Regions from separate parts of the Homo sapiens genome. Here region 2 is linked to region 1. A link is an interaction called in ENCODE POLR2A ChIA-PET data of the cell type or tissue named here. Cell type or tissue: OCI-LY7. All regions are shown on one strand. Each heading gives the region's core, and the rest is flanking DNA. Links, peaks and the distances in the headings are about the cores only. Region 1 overlaps MILR1 (mast cell immunoglobulin like receptor 1). Region 2 overlaps SMURF2 (SMAD specific E3 ubiquitin protein ligase 2).

Region 1 (9,920 bases), core at 2,862-6,861:
GAGCCCGGGGGAAGAGGGGATGGGGAGCTAGTGTGTAATGGGGACAGAGTTTCAGTTTGGGAAGATGAAAAAGTTCTGGACATGGATGGTGGAGAAGGGTGCATGACAATGGGAACGTGCTTAATGCCACCGAACTATGCATTTAAGCAGGTTAAAGTGGCCCATTTAGTGTTATGTATATTTTACCACCATTAACAATTTTTAAAAGAGCGTACAAAAAATTATGAAGAATTTCAAGATGCAGCCGGGAGCAGTGGCTCACACCTGTAATCCCAGCACTTTGGGAAACTGAGGCAGGTGGATCACCTGAGGCTGGGAGTTCGGGACCAGCCTGGCCAACATGGTGAAACCCTGTCTCTACTAAAAATACAAAAAATTAGCTGGGTATGGTGGCGGAAACCTGTAATCCCAGCTTCTTGGGAGGCTGAGGCAGGAGAATTGCTTGAACCCAGGAGGCGGAAGCTGCAGTGAGCCGAGATCGTACCACTGCACTCCAGCCTGGGGAACAAGAGCAAAACTCTGTCTCAAAAATAAATAAATAAATAAATAAACAAATACCAAATGTGGAGTTCTTCTTGGCACAGGGCCCTGTGTGACAGCACAGGCTGTACGTCTGTGAAGCCAGCTCTGCTTGCCCTCAAACAGAAAAGGCTTTCCCTGGAGAAAGAATTACCCTCTGCATGAACCGTTCAGGAAGTCTATTCCATTCCCGCCCCCCTTTCTCATGTTTTCCTCCTATTTTCATTTTCTCCCTATTCTATTTCCAATCCCCTTTTCTCTTTCTCCTCACCCTCTGTCCTGCTGTCTGTATCCCAAGCCCACGGGAAAACGGGTGGTAAAGCGACTAAAAGAACTTACTTGTTTTGTATTTGGGCAGTACCCAAAAAGCCAGAATTAGGATTATCACCACCAGCAACAGTAATAACCCTGGAAGTAGTAGCTTCAGACAGAAAGGACAGCTGTCTCCGCCTGGAAGAAGACCGCATCCATTGGTGACCATAGCATTTTCTTTTCCAATGACATTAAGCCAGTAAGTGTTTTAGAAAAGGTGATGTCTCCCAAGTTAACCAATGTACTATGCACCCAGGTTCCCAAATGGTCATGACATCTAAAACTCACGGGACTTATTAGTCAATAAAGTTCTTGACTGGGCGTGGTGGCTCACACCTGTAATCCCAGCACTTTCGGAGATCAAGGTGGGAGGATTGCCTGAGGCCAGGAGTTTGAGACCGGCCTGGGCAACATAGTGAGGCCCTGTTTCTACAAAATAAATAAATAAATAAAAATTAGCCAGGTGTGATGGCATGTGCCTATGATCCCAGCTACTCAGGAGGCTGAGGCAGGGTGATCGCTTGAGCCCGGGAGGTGGAGACTGCAGTGAGCTATGATTGTGCCACTGCACTCCAGCCTGAGGGACAGAACCAGACCCTGTCTCTATAAATAAGTTAATAAATAAACAAAAATAGGTTGAGCTCAGTGGCTTACACCTGTAATCCTAGCACTCTGGGAGGCCAAGGCAGGTAGATCACCTGAGGTCAGGAGTTTGAGACCAGCCTGGCCAACATGGTGAAACCCTGTCTCTACCCAAAATATAAAAATTAGCTGGGCCTGGTGGCGCGTGCCTGTATTTCCAGCTACTTGGGAGGCTGAGGCATGAGAATCGCTTGAACCCAGGAGGCGGAGGTTGCAATGAGCCGAGATCGTGCCATTGCACTCCAGACTGGGTGAGTGAGACTCCATCTCAAATAAATAAATAAATAAATAAATAAATAAATAAATAAATAAATAAATAAATAAAATAAAATAAAATAAAAATAATAAAGTTTAAAAAGTCATGACCAAGCACATCTTCCACAGGGGCCACCCAAAGAAGAGAAAAGCAGCACAGAATTTAACAGGACGAATACCAGCAACATTTCTGGGGTCATGAGCACCAGAAAAGCCTGGGTGTTTACTGGGCAAGGCCCTGAGCCCTGGCAGCATGTTTCGTGTCATCCAAACAACTGCCAGTTGTTGAGTTTTAGCTGCAGGCCAGACACTGTGTTAGGCACTTCACCTGTGTTGCCTTATTTATCCCATTGGCATCACTCCCATTTTATAGATGAGGTGAGTAAGGCTCAGGGAGGTGAAATGACTTTCCTAAGGTCACACAGCCAGTGAATGGAAGGGCTGTGACTCATAGCCAAGTGCCTGACTCCAGCAGGCTGCCTCACTTGTTAGACCACACTCACTGAATACCAGGGCGTGGGCTCTGTTCTGAGGACCTGGCTGGGTGAAGTGGTCAATGTCCAAGTGTGCCTTGTGCCTTTGCTAACCTAGTTTTTCTTTTCTTTCTTTTTCTTTTTCTTTTTTCTTTGAGACAGGGTCTCGCTCTGTTACGCAGGCTGGAATGCAGGGCACGATGATCACAGCTCACTGCAGCCTCGACCTCTCAGGCTCAAGCAATCCTCCTACCTCATCCTCTGAGTAGCTGAGACCACAGGCATGCACCACCACACCCGGCTAATTTTTTTATTTTCTGTAGAGACAGGGGTTTTGCCATGTTACCCAGGCTGGTCTCAAACTCCTGGGCTCAAGTGATCTGCCAGCCACAACCTTCCAAAATGCTGGAATTACAGGTGTGAGCCACTGCACACGACCTAGTTTTCCTTCTATCCTCCTACCTTGACAAATGCACCTTCAGAAGGACCTGGAAGGTCAGGTTTGAATCTGGAATTCTCAGACTTTCCAGAGTTTGGCATCAGGACGTGGCAGCATGGACAGAACCCACTGAAGTCCCGGGCTGCCCCGCTCCCGACCTGGGCTCTGACCTGCACCCTAAGGGGCCTTGCATGCACGTGGACGCCCCAGCCCACATGTGCAAACACCATCCACACCCCCCATAAACAGCTCCCTTGGCTCAGGTTCAGGGATGCTCATACCCTTACTGTGGGCCACCCTCGGGAGGATGAGCTGGGGGAGAGACTGGTACAGGCCCTGGAAATGGCTTCTGATCTGATTGGGCAGGGGATTTTGGTCCAGGTACCTAGAGTGTGGAGCAGAAAAGTGGGAGTATAGGGTTCAGGTGGCTGCATCCCCACGGCTCCCTGAACCCCTCAGCCTAGGGGAAGGTGCATAGCCTGGAGGTACCAGACCAGAGCCCACTAAACACAGGGCTTGGCCAGAGGCCTCTCTTGCCCTGAGCCAAGGGTGGTGCAGGAGTCTGGACCCATCATCATTAGCAGTGGAGCAATAAACAGCCAAGCAGGAGGGCATGGTATTAGAAATCAGTACAAGATGGCCAGGCACAGTGGCTCACAGCTGTTATCCCAGCATTTTGGGAGGCCGAGGTGGGCAGATCGCTTGGGGCCAGGAGTTCGAGACCAGTCTGGCCAACATGGTGAAAACCCGTCTCTACTGAAAATACAAAAATTAGCCAAGCGTGGTGGCGGGTGCCTGTAGTCCCAGCTACTCAGGAGGCTGAGGCACAAGAATCTCTAGAACCTGGGAGGCAAAGGTTGCAATGAGCTGAGATCACACCACTGCACTCCAGCCTGGGCAACAGAGTGACACTCTGAAAAAAAGAAAAGAAAAGAAAGAAGGAAGGAAGGAAGGAAAGAAGGAAGGAAGGAAGGAGGGAAGGAAGGAAGGAAGGGAAAGAAAGGCAGGCATACAAGAAGGAAGGAAGGAAGGAAGGAAAAGAAAGAAAGGCAGACATACAAATGATGAAAAAACAAAGAAAACTAAAAGACCTGGCAGTTCTAAGACAGATGCAAATTGGAAAGGCAGGGCAGAAAGTTTTGCCACAAGTCCCCCTCCTGCTCCAGTTTCTAGGCCTTTCTGTGGTTCCTTTATGGCAGAAAGCAACCCCATGAGAGTTTGCATGGACTCTACCAAAGAGACCCTTCAAGTGATCTGCCAGCCACAACCTTCCAAAGTGCTGGGATTACAGGTGTGAGCCACTGCACACGACCTAGTTTTCCTTCTATCCTTCTACCTTGACAAATGCACCTTCAGAAGGACCTGGAAGGTCAGGTGGCCATGGTGGGAAATGGGTGGGCAGAGGAGCAGCTGCAGTTTCTGGAAGTGAGTTCAGACCTGGCTGAAAGAACTCAGGTTGCTCTTACCTGTTGAGGGCATGGTGACAGGGTGACTGTATGTTGCATAGTTAGGCAATCTGTTTTTAGCTTCACACCTATACTCTTCCTCTTCTCCAGGATTCTTCTTGGTTAAGTTAAATTCAGCAGGCTCCCTGTCATACTTGGAAATAGCTGGTGATATGGCAACATGGTTTTCAAAGAAAGTGTAATTGATGGGCAGCGAGCCATTGACTGAGAGGCAATGTAATGTTATATGTCGGTCTGTTTCTGTTTGAATGACCATAATGTTCAGCACTGGGGAAGTCACCGGGTCTGGAAGAATGAAAGTGAACATGAAAAGGATAAACAGACTGGGTGTGCTCACTCAGACCACAAATATGAGTGGAACCCTTACTCCACTCCAGGCTGTGGAACCAAGATGAACGACCCCCTTCCTGAGAAGTCAAGAAGCTCACGGCCCACTGGGAAAGGCCAATGGGCATGTGGCCAACCCCGTGCAGTGTGTTGTTAGCCGAGGTTCTCAGCTGAGTGCTGAGAAAGCCAGAGAGTGGAGGGCATCTCTCTGCTTTGAGGAATTGGGGTGCAAGCTTGCCCTTCCTAGAATTCACAATCTATTTATTGTTAATAATGAATATAATTTTGTCAATGATCCAGTTCTAAGTATGAAGCTGAGAAGTGCTTTTTTATGTTTATTTTTTATAGACATAGGGCCTTACCATGTTGGCCAGGTTGGTCTTGAACTCCTGGCCTCAAGTGATCCTCCCACCTTGAATTCCCAAAGTGCTGTGGTTACAGGCAGGAGCCACCACACCCGGCCCAAGAAGTGCTTTTATTCTCAATCCTTGTAAATTTACAGTGGGTTTTTTTAATCCAAAAATATCATTTTCTTTTCAATGTATTTATTTATTCAGAGACAGGGTTTTGCTCTTTCAACCATGCTGGAGTGAAGTGGCACAATTATAGCTCACTGTAACCTCAAACTCCCAGGCTCAAGTGATCCTCCTGCCTCAGCCTCTGTAGCTGGGACTACAGGTGCACACTGCTGGCTAATTTTTAAATGTTTTGTAGAGACAGAGTCTCACTATGTTGCCCGGGCTGGTCTCAAACTCTTGGCTTCAAGTGATTTTCCCACCTCAGCCTCCCAAAGTGCCGGGATTTCAGGTGTGAGCCACCATGCCCAGCCCCAAAAATATCGTTTTCTCCAACTGTACTTTTATTTATAGAACTCAGCTGCACAATTATCTTTCACTTCCTCCAAAGAGCAGGAAGTAACCCTGCTAACTAGATTCAAGAGAAATTCTCAACAGGAAATGGGTCTGCTACACTCTGTTAGATCATAGCCTATTCTATGACCTAACAGAAAAACCCAGCTATACATTTTATTATATATATATATAATGCATTAATAAGACAGTATTATAGGAAAGGAAGAAAAGCTGTTAAGTATCTATCATGTGCCAGGCGTGCCAGTCACATGATCTCATTTGACCTTCACGACAGTCTTGTAGTGTGGATAGTATCATGCCCATTCCACAGATGAACCAACTGTGCTTCAGAGAGATTGAGAAATTTGCCCAAGGTCACACAGCTAGTAAATGGCCGAGTTGGGACTGACTTCAAGAGTCCACACTTAAAAACAATTTTTTTTTTATTTACTTTCTTTTCTGTTTTGAGACGGAGTCTCACTCTGTCACCCAACCTGGAGTGCAGTGCCACGATCTCAGCTCATTGCAACCTCTACCTCCCAGGTTCAAGCAATTCTCCTGCCTCAGCCTCCCAAGTAGCTGGGGATTACAGGTGCCCACCACCATGCCTAGCTAATTTTTGTATTTTTAGTACAGACAGGGTTTCACCATGTTGGCCAGACTGGTCTTGAACTACTGACCTCAAGTGATCTGCCCCCACTCAACCTCCCAAAGTGCTGGGATTACAGGCGTGAGCCACTGCAGCCGGCCCTGTGTTCTCTTTAAACATTTGATGAGTGAGCACTTTGGGAGGCCGAGGTGGGCAGATCACGAGGTCAGGAGATTGAGACCATCCTGGCTAACATGGTGAAACCCCGTCTCTACTAAAAATACAAAAAAAAAAAAATTAGCCAGGCGTGGTGGCAGGCGCCTGTAGTCCCACCTACTCGGGAGGCTGAGGCAGGAGAATTGTGTGAACCCGGGAGGCAGAGCTTGCAGTGAGCCGAGATGGTGCCACTGCACTCCAGCCTGAGTGACAGAGCAAGATCCATCTCAAAAAAAAAATTTTTTTTTGATGAGTGAATCAGTGATTAATGAATTTGTGTTTATGGCTCATAGTTTCAACCCTTACTGGGTTGGAGACAACACTATGTTTTAGGCCTCATTAAAAACCCAGTAGTACAATTGCTTGCATGGAGTAGGTACTCCGTAGTGCCTATTGATCTGGCCTAACTGAAGATGATACAGTTTTATAATCTACCAAGATAGTTTTATTACCAGACTGTGTAATTACCCTAACAAATTGCAGGAAGGTCGTGCACAAAAAACATATGAACTGATGGGCTTATTGCTGAGTGCAGCAGGAGTCTGACCACTAGAGAATACCATCAGCTGTGTTCCTGCCCTCACATATCCATCGTATTCCAGTACCATGTTTGCAGGGATTTTCCCCCTCCTTCTTCCTTTTCCTTTCACAAGGAATATACTCAGTTTATGTCCAAAGATCATTGGGATTTTTTTTTTCTTGAGACAGGGTCTCTCTCTGTCACCCAGGCTGCAGTGCAGTGGTGCAATCACAGCTCACTGCAGCCTTGAACTCCTGGGCTGAGGCAATCCTCCCAACTCAGCCTCCTGAGTAGTTGGCACTATAGGCACGCCACCACGCTCAGCTACATATATATATTTTTTAACTTTTTGTAGACACACAGTCTCCACATAGTTCCCAGGCTGGTCTCAAACTCCTGGGCTCAGGTGATCCTCCCGCCTCAGCCTCACAAAGTGCTGGGATTACACCTGTGAGACAGCGCACCTGGCCAAGATAATTGGTTCTAACCTGGAGTCCGTAGCATTCTCTAAAACCTTATGCAGAAATTTGTATACGTAGTTTTATGAGCATTTCTCTGGAGAAGATATTCATTGCTATCATTGGATTATTAAGACAGTTATAACCTAAAAAGCTAAGAATCACTGAGCTACAGCAATGTCACCCAGTAGAACTTTCTGTGATGATGGGAATGGTCTACATCTGTGTTGTCCAATGTGGCAGCCACCAGCTACAGGTGTGGCTATCAAAGCCTTGAAATGTAACTGAGACTGTGGAGGGAAATTTTTTATTTCATCTAATTTTAATTGACTTGATTTTAATTATGGCACGTGCTTGTAATCCAAGCTATTCAGGATGCTGAGGTGGGAGGATCTCTTAAGAACAGGAGTTTGAGGCTGCAATGGGCTTTGATTGCCTGTGAGTAGCCTCTGCACTCCAGCCTGGGTGACATAGGCTATTAAATAAATAAACGTTGGCCAGGAGCAGTGGCACACGCCTGTAATCCCAGCACTTTGGGAGGCTGAGGTGGGTGGATCACCTGAGGTCAGGAGTTAAGACCAGCCTGGTCAACATGGTGAAACCCCATCTCTATTAAAAATACAAAAATTAGCTGGGCATGGTGGTGCATGCCTGTAATCCTAGCTACTCGGGAGGCTGAGGTGGGAGAATTGCTTGAACTCGAAAGGCGGAGGTTGAAGTGAGCTGAGATCGCACCACTGCACTCCAGCCTGGGTGACAGGGCGAGACTCCATCTCAAAAAAAGAAAAAAAGAAATAAAATAAAACAAAATAAACAAATAAGTTTAAACAGTACCGTACTGGATAGCATAGACATAGAGGACCACTCAAGAGTTATCAGGAAGTCAGGGTCCCTACGCTTTGAAGACTCCAGGTATAACATACATGTGTTACCTAGAAGCCTTCTCTCCTCCCACAGGAGTCCATTATCAAGGTCACCTTCACGGATGAGGCCCTTAATGCTAGGCAGTAACAGGCTTGGGGTAGGAAAATGGGACAGAAAAACACAGAAGTAGTGAGATGTGGCTAGGCAGGAAGAGTGCTAGCGGATGGGGCCCCTGACACTAAGGAAGCGGTGGGAAAGGCGTGAGGCTTTGAAGACCCTCTCCAAGGGGCCCAAGGCTTCAGAAAAAAAAAAAAAAAAAAAAAGCGATTTTTGCCCACACAATGGGAATCACAGAATAAAGTTTCTAGAAAAGACCTCCACAATTATTGTTGAGATATAAGACTTTTGCCTAAAGATATAAGACTATTATCTGACATGGTCGAAAGTCTTTGAAAGAGAAGGTGAAACGGAATGATTAAGAATAGAGAACTCACTGGGCATGGTGGCTTACATCTGTAATCCCAGCATTTTGGGAGGCTGAGGCAGGCGGATCACCTGAGGTCAGGAGTTCGAGACCAGCCTGACCAACATGGTGAAACCTCGTCTCAAGTAAAAATACAAAAATTAGCCAGGCGTGGTGATGGGTGCCTGTAATCCCAGCTACTTGGGAGGCTGAGGCAGGAGAATGCCTTGAACCCAGGAGGTGGAGTTTGCAGTGGACCATGATTTCACCACTGTACTCCAGCCTGGGCAACTGAGTGAGACTCTGTTTCAAAAAAAAAAAAAAGAATAGAGATCTCAAAAATTAAAAAATTAAAAGATACTTCCTGTTGACCAGGTCTAAAAATAAATAAAAAATAAAAAAAGAATAAAGCTCGCAGTAACATACTTTCCAGGTTCTTAAGTGTTCACAAGGATCATGGAGAGCCCCTCATAGAACCAGAAAGCACCCTATAAATTATAGGGGCTCCAAGGAACAGGCACTCTACTTACCGACAATCGTGAAGCTGAAGTCACGACTGTATTTTGAACAGCTGGTAACTTGGGCTTTGCATTTGTAGGGGCCTGATTCATGGGCTTCTGTGATGCTTAGGTTAAAAATCGCAGGTTCACCTTTTCCATCCTGGGTTCCCAGGTGTGTCTTACGTCGAAACAATGAATAGGTGATCTGCAGTGATTTGTTCTTATGGGAACAAAACATAGATACATTTTGACCCTTCATAACCACCTTAGTCTTTGAGTCCAAACATGGAGAAGGGAATTCTGAAAAACAAAATGACACAAGAAAAAGTCCTTCTTAAGATCCTGGCCGGGCAAGGTGGTTCACGCCTGTAATCCCAGCACTTTGGGCGGCCGAGGCAGGTGGATCACTTGAGGCCATGAGTTTGATACCAGTCTGGGCAACATGGCAAAACCCTGTCTCTACTAAAAATACAAAAATTAGCTGGCATGGTGGTGGGCACCTGTAATCCCAGCTACTCAGGAGGCTGAGGCAGGAGAATTGCTTGAACTAGGGAGGCGGAGGTTGCAGTGAGCCAAGATCATGCCACTGCACTCCAGGCTGGGTGACAGAGTGAGACTACCTCAAAAAATAAAAATAATAATAAATAAAAAGTTCTTGAAGTTGGGTGTGGTGGTTGACGCCTATAATCCTAGCACTTTGGGAGGCTGTGGTGGGAGGGTCACTTGAGGTCAGGAGTTCGAGAACAGCCTGGGCAACAAGTGAGACCTCGTCTCTAATTTTTAAAAAACAAAACAGAACAAAAAAAAAAAAAAACATAGCTGGGACCAATGGATGGCTTGGGTGGAAGACAGATTTAGACTCTTCAAAAATGCTTTTAAAAATGCAGTAAACTCTCCTCCCACTCTTTGATCTGGACAATTAACATTTTCTCAGTCTTATATAAGCTCAACTTTTTTTTTTTTTTGAGACAGAGTCTCACTCTGTTGCCCAGGCTGGAGCGCAGTGGCACCATCTTGACTCACCAC
Region 2 (11,117 bases), core at 3,777-7,776, 180 kb before region 1:
TGACTACTCAGTGGCCTGATAAGTATATTTATCCATTCTCTTTTGCTATAGAAGAATCATGATGCAGGTAAAGAATCTGTAGAGATTATAAGGCCAATTATGCTGACTTTAGGGAGGATGTACCTTGCTTTCTGTGAGTTACAGTAATATTACATAGCTTTTCCAGATCCCTTAGATACTTGGAAGCTGGAAAATCGACCTGCATTGCTAGCCAAACAAATTCTTCTCCTCCTCCCAATTATTCACATGAATTATCACATATTTGCTAGAAAGGGCTTATTAGAATTGCTGCATAAAAAATGACCCTAGGGCCGGGCGTGATGGCTCACGCCTGTAATCCCAGCACTTCGGGAGGCTGAGTCGGGCAGATTGCCTGAGCTCAGGAGTTTGAGACCAGCCTGTGCAACATGGTGAAACCCTGTTTCTACTAAAATACAAAAAATTAGGCAGGCATGGCGGCATGCACCTGTAATTCCAGCTACTCGGGAGGCTGAGGCAGGAGAATTGCTTGAATCCAGGAGGTGGAGGTTGCAGTGAGCCGAGATTGTGCCATTGCATTCCAGCTGGAGTGAGACTAATAGTTTTATCATCTCATGGTTTCTGTGGGTCAGGGATTTGGCAAGGGGCTTAATTGGGTCATTTTGGCCCAGAGTCTATTGTGTGTTTATTCAGATGGTGGCTGGAACTGGAATTGCTGGGGGGTGGCTGGGCATATCTCTCACTTCAGGTCATGTCAGAGCCTCCATGTGGTCTGTCTACATGGGCTGGTTTATGGCAGCTTTACGGCAGCTACACTGCTAACATGACTGACTCAGGGCACCAGCAGGAATTGTCCAAGGAACAAAGTGAAAGTTACATCTCCTTTTCTGACTTAGCCTAGGAGGTCCTACCTGCATTCTATTGGTTACAAAACAAGTTAGTTACAGGCTATTCTAGATTCAAGGAGAGGGAACATGAACTCCCATATCTTGATAGAAGAAGTTTCAAAGAATTTGCAGCCATTTAAAAAATTGTCACAGGTGGTGGCAGTGGCAGCAGGTGCTGCTACTTTTTGTTTTTTTTGGGGGGTTGGACTATTTATTCTTTGATATATTAATCTAATAGATAAAAATTTTCAGCTTTTATAATTTATTTTATGTTCTACCTTTGAATTTCCAGGAATTTTATTACAGAGCACTTAACAAATGGCATAAAAATTTTCAGCAGCTTCTAGAAGAGTTATGATAGCTTATTAAAGTATAAAATCCATAAATTATTTTGATAAAGGATTATAAAGGTCATAGAGAAGCAGATTGGTAAAAAAGCAGATACTATCTGAATAAAATAATTTATATGAATATGTGAATTTAATTCTTTAATTCTCTGAAATGTTTTTTTTTGGAATGATTTTTGTATTGAAAAAATATTATAATTCAGGGTTAAGAATAAAATGATGTTAGTGCTTCCCTATAGGGTCTGCATTGTTTTTCTTTTTTTTCTTTTTTCTTTTTTTTTTTTTGAGATGGAGTCTCACTCTGTTGCCAAGCTGGAGTGCTGTGGCATGATCTCGGCTTACTGCAATCTCCGACTCCCTGGTTCAGATGATTCTCCTGCCTCAGCCTTCTGAGTAGCTGGGATCACAGGCACCCGCCACCATGCCCAGCTAATTTTTGTATTTTTAGTACAGACGGGGTTTCACCATGTTGGCCAGGATGGTCTTGGTCTCCTGACCTCGTGATCTGCCTGCCTTGGCCTCCCAAAGTGCTGGGATTATAGGTGTGAGCCACTGTGCCCGGCCTCATTGTTTTTCTTTAACCCGTCTATAATCCATTCTCCACAGTATAGCTTCATGAATTAAAAAAGAAAAAAGTAAATTGGATGATTTTACTTCCTTGCTTTAACCCTCCAGTGTCTTTCCATTATACTTTGAATGAAATAGACACTATTTATCCAAGACCTTATATAATCTGCCCCTGTTGACTGGGCTTTCCTTTGCTCATTATGCTTTAGTCACGTGGATTTTCTTTTAATTTCTTGAAAAGGCCAATCTCTTCCACCTCAGAGTCTTTGTATATATTCTTTCTTTTGAAGGAATTTTCTTTCTCTTGTTTCTTCTTATTTTTCTGTGTCAGTTGTATTATCTCAAAGAGTTCCTAAGTAGTCTGTCTAAAGTAGTCTCTACTCTCATTATGCTACCTCCATAATATCCTGTTAACTTCTGAGAACTGAACACAATTTCTTTTAATATTCATTTATTTACCTGTTTACTGTCTTTTTAAAAATAAACTTTTGATTTTAGAATACTTTTAGATGTATAGAAAAACCTGTAAGTCTAAAGATAAGAAAAATCTGTAAATCTAAAGATCTGTAAATCTGAAGATAGTATAGAATTCCTGTATTTCCATAACCAGTTTTCCCTATTAACTAAACTAATCTTACATTAGTATGGTATATTTGTTATAATTAATGAACCAATATTGGTACACTTTTATTAACTAAAATCCATATTTATTCCGATTAGTTTTTACCTAATGCTGCTCATTGTTTTTTAATCCCTATTAGATGGGGAGCACCCACAGGGCAGGGATTGTGTGTGTGTTTCATTTACCTAATGTGATGCCAAACAGTAACGGGTACTTGGGAAGTATTTCTTGAGTGACTACTGGAAAGAAGTCTTAGAGTTTATAGTCTGACTTAAACTTCCCCATTTTAGGTGAGAAAATTGCTTAGGGAGGCATATGTGTCTTCTCCAAGTCCCATGGGTAATTCATGGTATAGCTGGTATTAGACACCACATCTTATGATATCCAGTTGCTATTATCTCTTTGAAACTAATGAACCTTAATTTTCTTTTTTTTTTGAGTCAGAGTCTCGCTCTGTCGCCCAGACTGGAGTGCAGTGGTGCGATCTCAATTTACTGCAACCTCCGCCTCCCGGGTTCAAGTGATTCTCCTGCCTCAGCCTCCCAAGTAGCTGGGATTACAGATGTGCACCACCAGGCTTGGCTAATTTTTGTATTTTTAGTAGAGACAGGGTTTTCCCATGTTGGTCAGGCCGGTCTGGAACTCCTGACCTCAAGTGATCCACTCACCTCAGCCTCCCAAAGTGCTGGGATTACAGGTGTGACTCACCACGCCCAGCCTGAAGCTTAATTTTCAAGACCCAATCTGAGGGTCTGGGAGGGACCCTAGCAATGTGTTCACTTGGTTAATTTTTAAAAAGTTTTATTGGTATATAATATATGAATGAGAAAATTCATAAATATTATAAGTGTGTAGTTTAAGATTTTTCACAAACTGAACACACATATATAACTAGCATCCAGATCAAGAAACAGAACATTGCCAGTATGTGGTCACATATCTTTGAAGAATTTGCAAATGTAAGTTATCTAAACCACAGTCAGCTAAAATTGCCGTCTTTTTACCTGACTTCCCCTTTGTTACACTCTTCCTTATGTTGGGTGGCATTGGAATGGCTGTGGGCACTTTTGGGGTCTGGCTATGGGGAAATTGACTTGGAGAGATATTTAGTTGGATTTTAGCAGGATATGTTTACATGGTTCATAGCCTCTTTGTGTATAGTCAAGGTATTACTAGCCATCCCAGTATGGGAATGGTTTCTAGGAATACTCTATGTCTGTTGTGCTAACTCATGGGGCATTGTGACATAAACGTGCATAGCTAGAGGTTGTCTAGCAATATGAATGTGTCCTATGGCATCTGGCACCCAAAGTGTGTGGTTAGTAGAGGAAAAACAAGGTTTGATGTCAAAAGCCAGTCTGGGGAAAATTCTTTAAGATTTTGTAGCTTTAATGAAAGAGACTTGTTAAGAATTTTCCCAGGTTTGACCATAGTCCTAAAAGTTGATATAACATTATTTATTGATGATGTTCCTGTGCTAAAAGAAAACTTTTCTAAGCCATCAATAACAACAGGCTGAGCGTGGTGGCTTACGCCTGTAATCCCAGCACTTTGGGAGGCTGAGGCAGGCAGATCACTTGAGGTCAGGAGTTTGAGACCAGCCTGCCCAACATGACGAAACACTGTCTCTAATAAAAATACAAAAATTGGTCAGGCGCAGTGGCTCATGCCTGTAATCCCAGCACTTTGAGAAACTGAGGTGAGTGGATCACTTGAGGTCAGGAGTTCAAGACCAGCCTGGCCACCATGGTGAAACCCCATCTCTATTAGAAATACAAAAATTAGTCGGGCTTGGTGGCACATGCCTGTAATCCTAGCTACTTGGGAGGCTGAGGTAGGAGAATCACTTGAACCCAGGAGGTGGAGGTTGCAGTGAGCCGCCAAGATCGTGCCACTGCACTCCAGCCTGGGCAACAGAGTGAGACTCTGTCAAAAAAAAAAAAAAAAAAAAGAAAAAGGAAAAAAAAAAAACTCATGGGAAAGTGTGGTACTGGTGTAAGGATTGAGATATAGATCAATGGAATAGAATAGAAAGTCCAGAAAGAAAATTATACATTTGTGGTCAGTTGATTTTTTTTTTTTTTTTTTTTGACTAGGGCGCCAAAACCATTCAATGGGGAAAGATTAGTCTTTTTAAAAAATGGCATTGGGACCGGGTTCTGTGGCTCACACCTGTAATCCCAGCACTTTGGAAGGCCAAGGTGGGTGGATCATTTGAAGTCAGTAGTTTGAGACCAGCACGGTCCACATGGTGAAACCCTGTCTCTACTAAAAATACAAAAATTAGCCAGGCATGGTGGCACACGACTGTAGTCTCAGCTACTGGGGAGGCAGAGGTGGGAGAATCGCCTGAACCTGGGAGGCAGCAGTTACAGTGAGCCAAGATCGCACTATTACACTCCAGCCTGGGCAACAGAATGAGACTCCGTCTCAAGAAAATAATAATAATAATAATGTGTTGGACCAACTGGATTTCCACATGCAAAAGAATGAAGTTGAACCTCTACCTCATGCCATATATAAAAATTAACTCAAAGTGGATTAAAGACTAAATGTAACAATGCAAGCCATAAGACTCTTAGATGGATGGCTGGGTGTGGTGGCTCACACCTGTAATCCTGGCACTTTGGGAGGTCGAGACGAGTGGTTGTTTGAGGCCAGGAGTTCGGGACCAGTCTGGCCAACATGATGAAACCCCGTCTCTACTAAAAATACAAAAATTAGCCAGGAATGGTGGCAGGCACCTGTAATCTCACTTACTTGGGAGGCTGAGGCAAGAGAATCGCTTGAACCTGGGAGGCGGAGATTGTAGTGAGCCGAGACCGTGCCACTGCACTCCAGCCTGGGTGACAGAGCAAGACTGTGTCTCAAAAAAAAAAAAAAATCTCTTAGATAGAAACACAAGACTTTGGATTGGATTCTGTCAATTTAAACAAAAATCTTATTTATTTATTTTTGTAAAGATGAGGTCTCACTCTGTTGCCCAGACTGGTCTCGAACTCCTGGGCTCAAGAGATCCTCTTGTCTCGGCCTGCCAAAGTGACAGGATTACAGGTATTAGCCACTGCACCCAGCCTAGACTCTATCAAAATTAAAAACGTTTGTGTCCAAAAGGACACTAATAAGAAAGCTAAAAGATAACTCATAGAATGAGAGAAAATATTTATAAATTATACCTGATAAGGGTCTAGTATACAGAATATATAAAGAACTCTTTTTTTTTTTTTCTTTTTTTGAGGCGGAGTCTTGCTCTGTCGCCTAGGCAGGAGTGCAGCAGCATGATCTTAGCTCACTGCAACCTCCACCTCCTGGGTTCAAGTGATTCTTCTGCCTCAGCCTCCTGAGTAGCTGGGACTACAGGTGCACACCACCATGCCCAGCTAATTTTTTTTTTTTTTTTTTTTTTTTTTTGAGGCAGAGTCTGGCCCTGATGTCCAGGCTGAGTGCAGTGGCATGCAATCTCGTCTCACTCAACCTCCACCTCCTGGGTTCAAGCGATTCTCCTGCCTCAGCCTCCCGCGTAGCCGGGATTACAGGTGTGTGCCACCACGTCCAGCTAATGTTTATATTTTTAGTAGAGATGGAGTTTTGCCATGTTGGCCAGGCTGGTCTTGAACTCCTGATCTCAGGTGATCCACCAACCTCAGCCTCCCAAAGTGCTGGGATTACAGGTGTGAGCCACCGCACCCGGCCTTAAGGAACTCTTAAAACTCAACAATAAAAGGACAAACAATCCAGTTAAAAAATGGGCAGCTAGCCAGATGTGTTGGCACATGCCTATAGTCTCAGCTACTTGAGAGGCTGAGGTGGGAGGATCCCCTGAGAACAGCCTGGGCAGCATAGTGAGACCACATTTCAAAAAAAAGGGCAAAGGGTTTGAATAGACAGTTCTCCAGAGAAGATATATCAGTGGCCAAAAAGCACATGAAAAGATGCCCAATATCATGAATCATTAGGGAAATGAAAATGAAAACCACAATGGGATACTACTTCACGACCACTAGAAGGGCTATAATAATGGGAAAATAACAAATGTTAGCAAAGATGTGGAGAAATTGGAACCCTCATACATTGTTGGTGGGAATGTAAAGTAGTTCAACCACTCTGCTAAACAGTTTGTGGCAGTTTTTCAGAAAAATTAAACATAGTTACTACATGACTCAGCAATTCCATTCCTAGGTACATACATAAGAGAACTGAAAACATATGTTCACACAAAATCTTGTGCATAGTAGCATTATTCATAACAGCCAAAATAGTTGGGTGGAAACAACTCAGATGTCTGTCAACTGAATGGATAAACAAAATATGGCATATCTATACAATGGAATATTATTCAGCCATAAAAGGGAATAAAGTGCTGATGATGTATGCTATAGTATGGATGAGCTCAAAAAATTAGGTTGATTGAAAGAAGCCAGACACAAAAAGCCATATTGTTTAATTCCACTTGGCAAATCCATAGACAGAAGGTAGATTTTCAGGTTGCTAGGGGATGGGGGAGGGAAGATGGGGAGTGACTGCTAACAGGTAGTATGGGGGTTGTTTTGGGGTGATGGAAATGTTCTGGAATTAGATATTGGTGATGGTTGTACAGCACTGTGACTATGCTAAAAATTATTGAATTATACAGTTTAACTTGGTGATTTTCATGTTATGTGACTTTTATTATTTATTTATTTATTTTGAGACCTAGTCTCGCTCTGTCGCCCAGGCCAGAGTGCAGTGGTGTGATCTCGGCTCACCGCAACCTCCACCTCCCTGGTTCAAGCAATTCTCGTGCCTCAGCCTCCCAAGTACCTGGGATTACAGCTGTGCACCACCACGCCCAGCTAATTTTTGTATTTTTAATAGAGATGGAATTTCACCATGTTGGCCAGGCTGGTCATGAACTTCTGGCCTCAAGCGATCCACTCACCCTGGCCTCCCAAAGTGCTGAGATTACAGGTGTGAGCCACCATGCCTGGCCTTATGTGACTTTTATCTGGAAACAAATGGGAAAAAAACTTGTCATAACAAATATTATTATTATTATTATTAGGTTATGATGTTTGTGGCTTTTGCCAGTTTGTTAAAATTTATGATTTATTTTCTCATTCTAAATTGAATATTGGCTGTCAATACCCAATTCTGTGCTCTTAAAATGGAGCCTCCAAACTCTGTAAACTCCAGGCTTCATGAAATCTGAATGCACCCAGGATATGTATTAGCATCAGATAAAAATCATTCAAGGACTGTGTCTTCTTTTTAAGCTTGAATTGAACAAATATGTTTATTTCTGCTCTGTCCCCAAGCCCCATTCACAGTGAGTAAGAGAATGAAAACAGCATAAATCTGCAAGAGCAGAAAGAACAGGAGACAGTAAATAAGTGGTATAAAAAAACTTCAGGGAAATGGAAGGTGGTTGGAGTAGATTAATTAGCTGAGAAAGTGGAATATAAAATATCTACAGAGGCGGATACCAATTCCTTGCATGATTCTAGCCAGTTCATATCACCTATCTCTAGGAAGACTCAGGAATTGAAGGTGCCAGGTATCTCTGAGGGTGCAAGCAAGATGTGAAGCTGAAAGCAGGAAATGGTTTAAAGTCAGTGGAAAGTTCTATACATGCCTCATCCTAGGCAAGCAGATGAGTGTTCTTACCCAACCTCACAAAAAAGTCAAAGATTTATCTTGTGGAGAAAGCCAGACTGCCTATAGACCCAGGAATACCTGGTGCTGTGGAAGGTGGTAAAGAAATGCCCAGCTGAAAATGAGGGGATTTGCCACATCTTTAAATGGTGAAACTCCCAGCCCCCTTGTATTACTTAGCTCCAAGAATGCTAGCAGCCAGTTATTCTCTTTTTGTTTTTGTTTTTTGTTTTGAAACAGTCTCACTGTCGCCCAGGCTGGAGTGCAGTGGTGGGATCTCGGCTCACTGCAACCTCCAGCTTCTGGGTTCAAGCTATTTTTGTGCCTCAGCCTCCCAAGTAGCTGGGATTACAGGCGCGCACCACCACACCTGGCTAATTTTTGTATTTTAGTAGAGACAGTTTCGCCATGTTGGCCATGCTGGTCTCAAGCTCCTGACCTCAGGTGATCTGCCCACCTCGGCCTCCTAAAGTGTTGGGATGACAGGCATGAGCCACCACACTCAGCCTATATAAATTTTATGTTTTTACAGTAACTTTGTATGGAGAGTATAAAACTCTTCACAACATTTTTTTGGGGGGTGGGGGGCTAATCTCTTGGTAGTTGCCTGTGTTTATAAGTTACCTCTAAAGTTTAGAATTGAAAGTTGTTTGGTGTTTTCAGCATATTATTGAAGGCTCAGAATTGTAGGGACCAGAATTATTACTGATTCTCTAATGCCTCTAATCAACTGAAGTTGTAAGATAATTCATGTTATGTGAAAAACAAACCAATGATGCTAGTTGAATCCTGGAATTTAAACTTGCAACAAAGTGAATATGACATATTTAATGGTTATTCTTACTATATTGTATTGTAAATATATGGTAAAGGGATTTATGTATTTATTTTTACCCAGCTAATAAACATTTTCACCTGGGATGGAATGATACCGGTGTGGGTATGGAGGGTTTAAGTGGAAAGGGAGTGTTCTTTCTCTGTTTTTATACTCTGCTTTCTCTTTGAAGTTGTTCTTTCCTCTATTTGATTTTGAGGGACCCTGATTGACTCCCAGTACCTGGATATAGAAGAATCTATAGGTAGAGATCTGTTTTTTTGTTTTGTTTTGTTTTTGAAACAGGGTCTTGCTTTGTCACCCAGGATGGAGTACAGTGATATGATCATGGCTCACTGCAGCCTCGGCCTCCTGGGCTCAAGCCATCCTCCCACTTCAGCCTCCCAAGTAGCTGGGACTATAGGTGCGTGCCACCACGCCTGGCTAATTTTTGTGTTTTTATAGAGACAGGGTCTCCTCAGGTTGCCCAGGCTGGCCTCGAACTTCTGGGCTCAAGCTATCTCCCTGCCTTGGCCTCCCAAAGTGCTGAGATTACAGACTTGAGCCACCACATGCAGCCTCTACCTTCTGTTATAACAATAAATACTGTGTATCCCTATTTGCAAAGTTTTAAGAAACTCTTTACCTAAGTCATCTCACTTAATCCTCAAAATAATACTCTGAAGTAGGCGAGTACAAATACTATCATATTGTCATCAGAAAACACTGATCTCAGAGAGGTTAAGTCATTTGTCCAAGGGCTCACAGCCCTTCTCTTAAGCGTGGGAAGCTGGAATTTGAAACCAGATGTGTTTTATTCCTGTCTCTAAGCTCTGTGTTACACTGTCTTCCTAAATTGTTTAGGTCTCTTGACAGAAGTCTGGAGGCCTTTGAACAGTTTTTTTCCCCAAGACTTGTCTCATTTTCCCCTTCAGCTGAAAAGAGAATATAGGAAGCATTTGTAACTTCCTTAAGACCAGGTTTTAGGTCAAATAGGCTGACTATGTGTTTTGAATTAAGAGAAGTTTTTGTTTGTTTGTTTCCTGCCCATCTCTCTTTCCCACAGCTGCCCTGAGTATAAGTCAATTGGAAATGGATTTGGTTTAATAGACACACATTTCCTGGGAGGGTTGATGTTAGGAGTGTGTAGGGGCATGGTCAGTTATTAACCATGTGGTGTGGATTGCACGACACTTTGGCCAGTCTAGCTCCGGACATCTGAGCTAATGTATAAATTTGTGATTGATGTGGCAAGTCAAAATTTCTGGAGATTAAAATTTAGCTTTGCTTCCTCCCACCCACCCCTTTTTAAAAAGAGGTGGTGGCTTATGCCTGTAATCCCAGCACTTTGGGAGGTCGAGGTGGGCAGATCATTTGAGGTCAGGAGTTTGAGACCAGCCTGGTCAACATAGTGAAACCCCGTCTCTACTAAAAATACAAAAATTAGCTGGGTGTGGTAGTGAGCGATTGTAATCCCAGCTACTTGGGAGGCTGAGGCAGGAGAATTGCTTGAACCCGGGAGGCAGAGGTTGGCAGTGAGCCGAGATCGCAACATTGTACTCAGCGTGGGCGAGTGTGCCTCTGTCCACCCCCCCCCCCCCCCCCCCGCAAAAAAAGAGAGTCTTAGAATAATACTAGGGTGGTGGGTGGTTAATAGATGTTGAGAGGCAGATATGATAGCAAAGTGCAGTTTTGCTGACCCCATGTTGCTGATCCTGTCTGGTGTTTAATGAGCTAATCCATATAACGTGCATAAGCACCATGTCTGAGAAGTAGTAAATGCTCAATGCATATTAATTATTGTGTAAATATTTCTTACATCCAATAAAAAGTGTGAAAATGAGGGCAGAGGTGGAATTAGGGTCATGTCAAATTTCTGTTTTTTGTTTGTTTCATGGTGTTTTGTTTTTTGGGAGGGGGTGTTTAAGTGCATTTTATGTTCTGAGAGAGGAGATTTTAGGAGCTGGGCTGGTTTTCAAAGATGACCAGTCAAGGTGTGTTCCTCACCTGTGAAGGTTAGTTAATTCTCCTCTCTGGACTCTGGAACTTTGTCCTATTAAGTACTCTTTTTATCTTCTTTCAGAATTTAAATATCCACATGTGTCTCTCATCTTTAAAGTCCTTTCTTAGCCCATTTCCTTCAACCCCTGCATTTCTTCATTTTAGGTCTGACCTTTACAAAGAGTAGTCTGCTCTTGTGATGTGTATCCTTGTTTTCATCTCTCTGTCTCTCTCTCTCTGTCTCTCTCTCTCTCTCTCTCTCTCTCTCT

Evidence for each region. ChIA-PET counts read pairs that join two places held together with the same protein. Peaks named below come from ENCODE experiments on the same cell type or tissue, not always from the same donor. Only the 100,000 strongest peaks of a DNase experiment are listed, where the experiment ranks them.
Region 2: POLR2A ChIA-PET joins it to region 1 with 6 read pairs; 2 of 35 experiments call an interaction of 5 or more read pairs at or near these places.

Annotation. Positions count from the first base shown.
Region 1 is chr17:64,451,871-64,461,790 of GRCh38, reverse strand. It overlaps MILR1 (mast cell immunoglobulin like receptor 1), which reads right to left. Exons shown (of 10, transcript NM_001085423.2): 3 at 8,925-9,194; 4 at 4,107-4,391; 5 at 859-969. Among named protein-coding and RNA genes, the nearest start is that of MILR1, 7.7 kb to the right of the region's middle. RefSeq lists an enhancer at 4,386-4,445. In OCI-LY7, for the core only: no CTCF peak of the experiment used is centred there; a DNase peak (open chromatin) is centred at 5,350; H3K4me3 peaks cover 1,465 bases; H3K27ac peaks cover 3,072 bases.
Region 2 is chr17:64,631,299-64,642,415 of GRCh38, reverse strand. All of the region lies in intron 1 of SMURF2 (SMAD specific E3 ubiquitin protein ligase 2), which reads left to right. Among named protein-coding and RNA genes, the nearest start is that of SMURF2, 25 kb to the left of the region's middle. In OCI-LY7, for the core only: no CTCF peak of the experiment used is centred there; no DNase peak of the experiment used is centred there.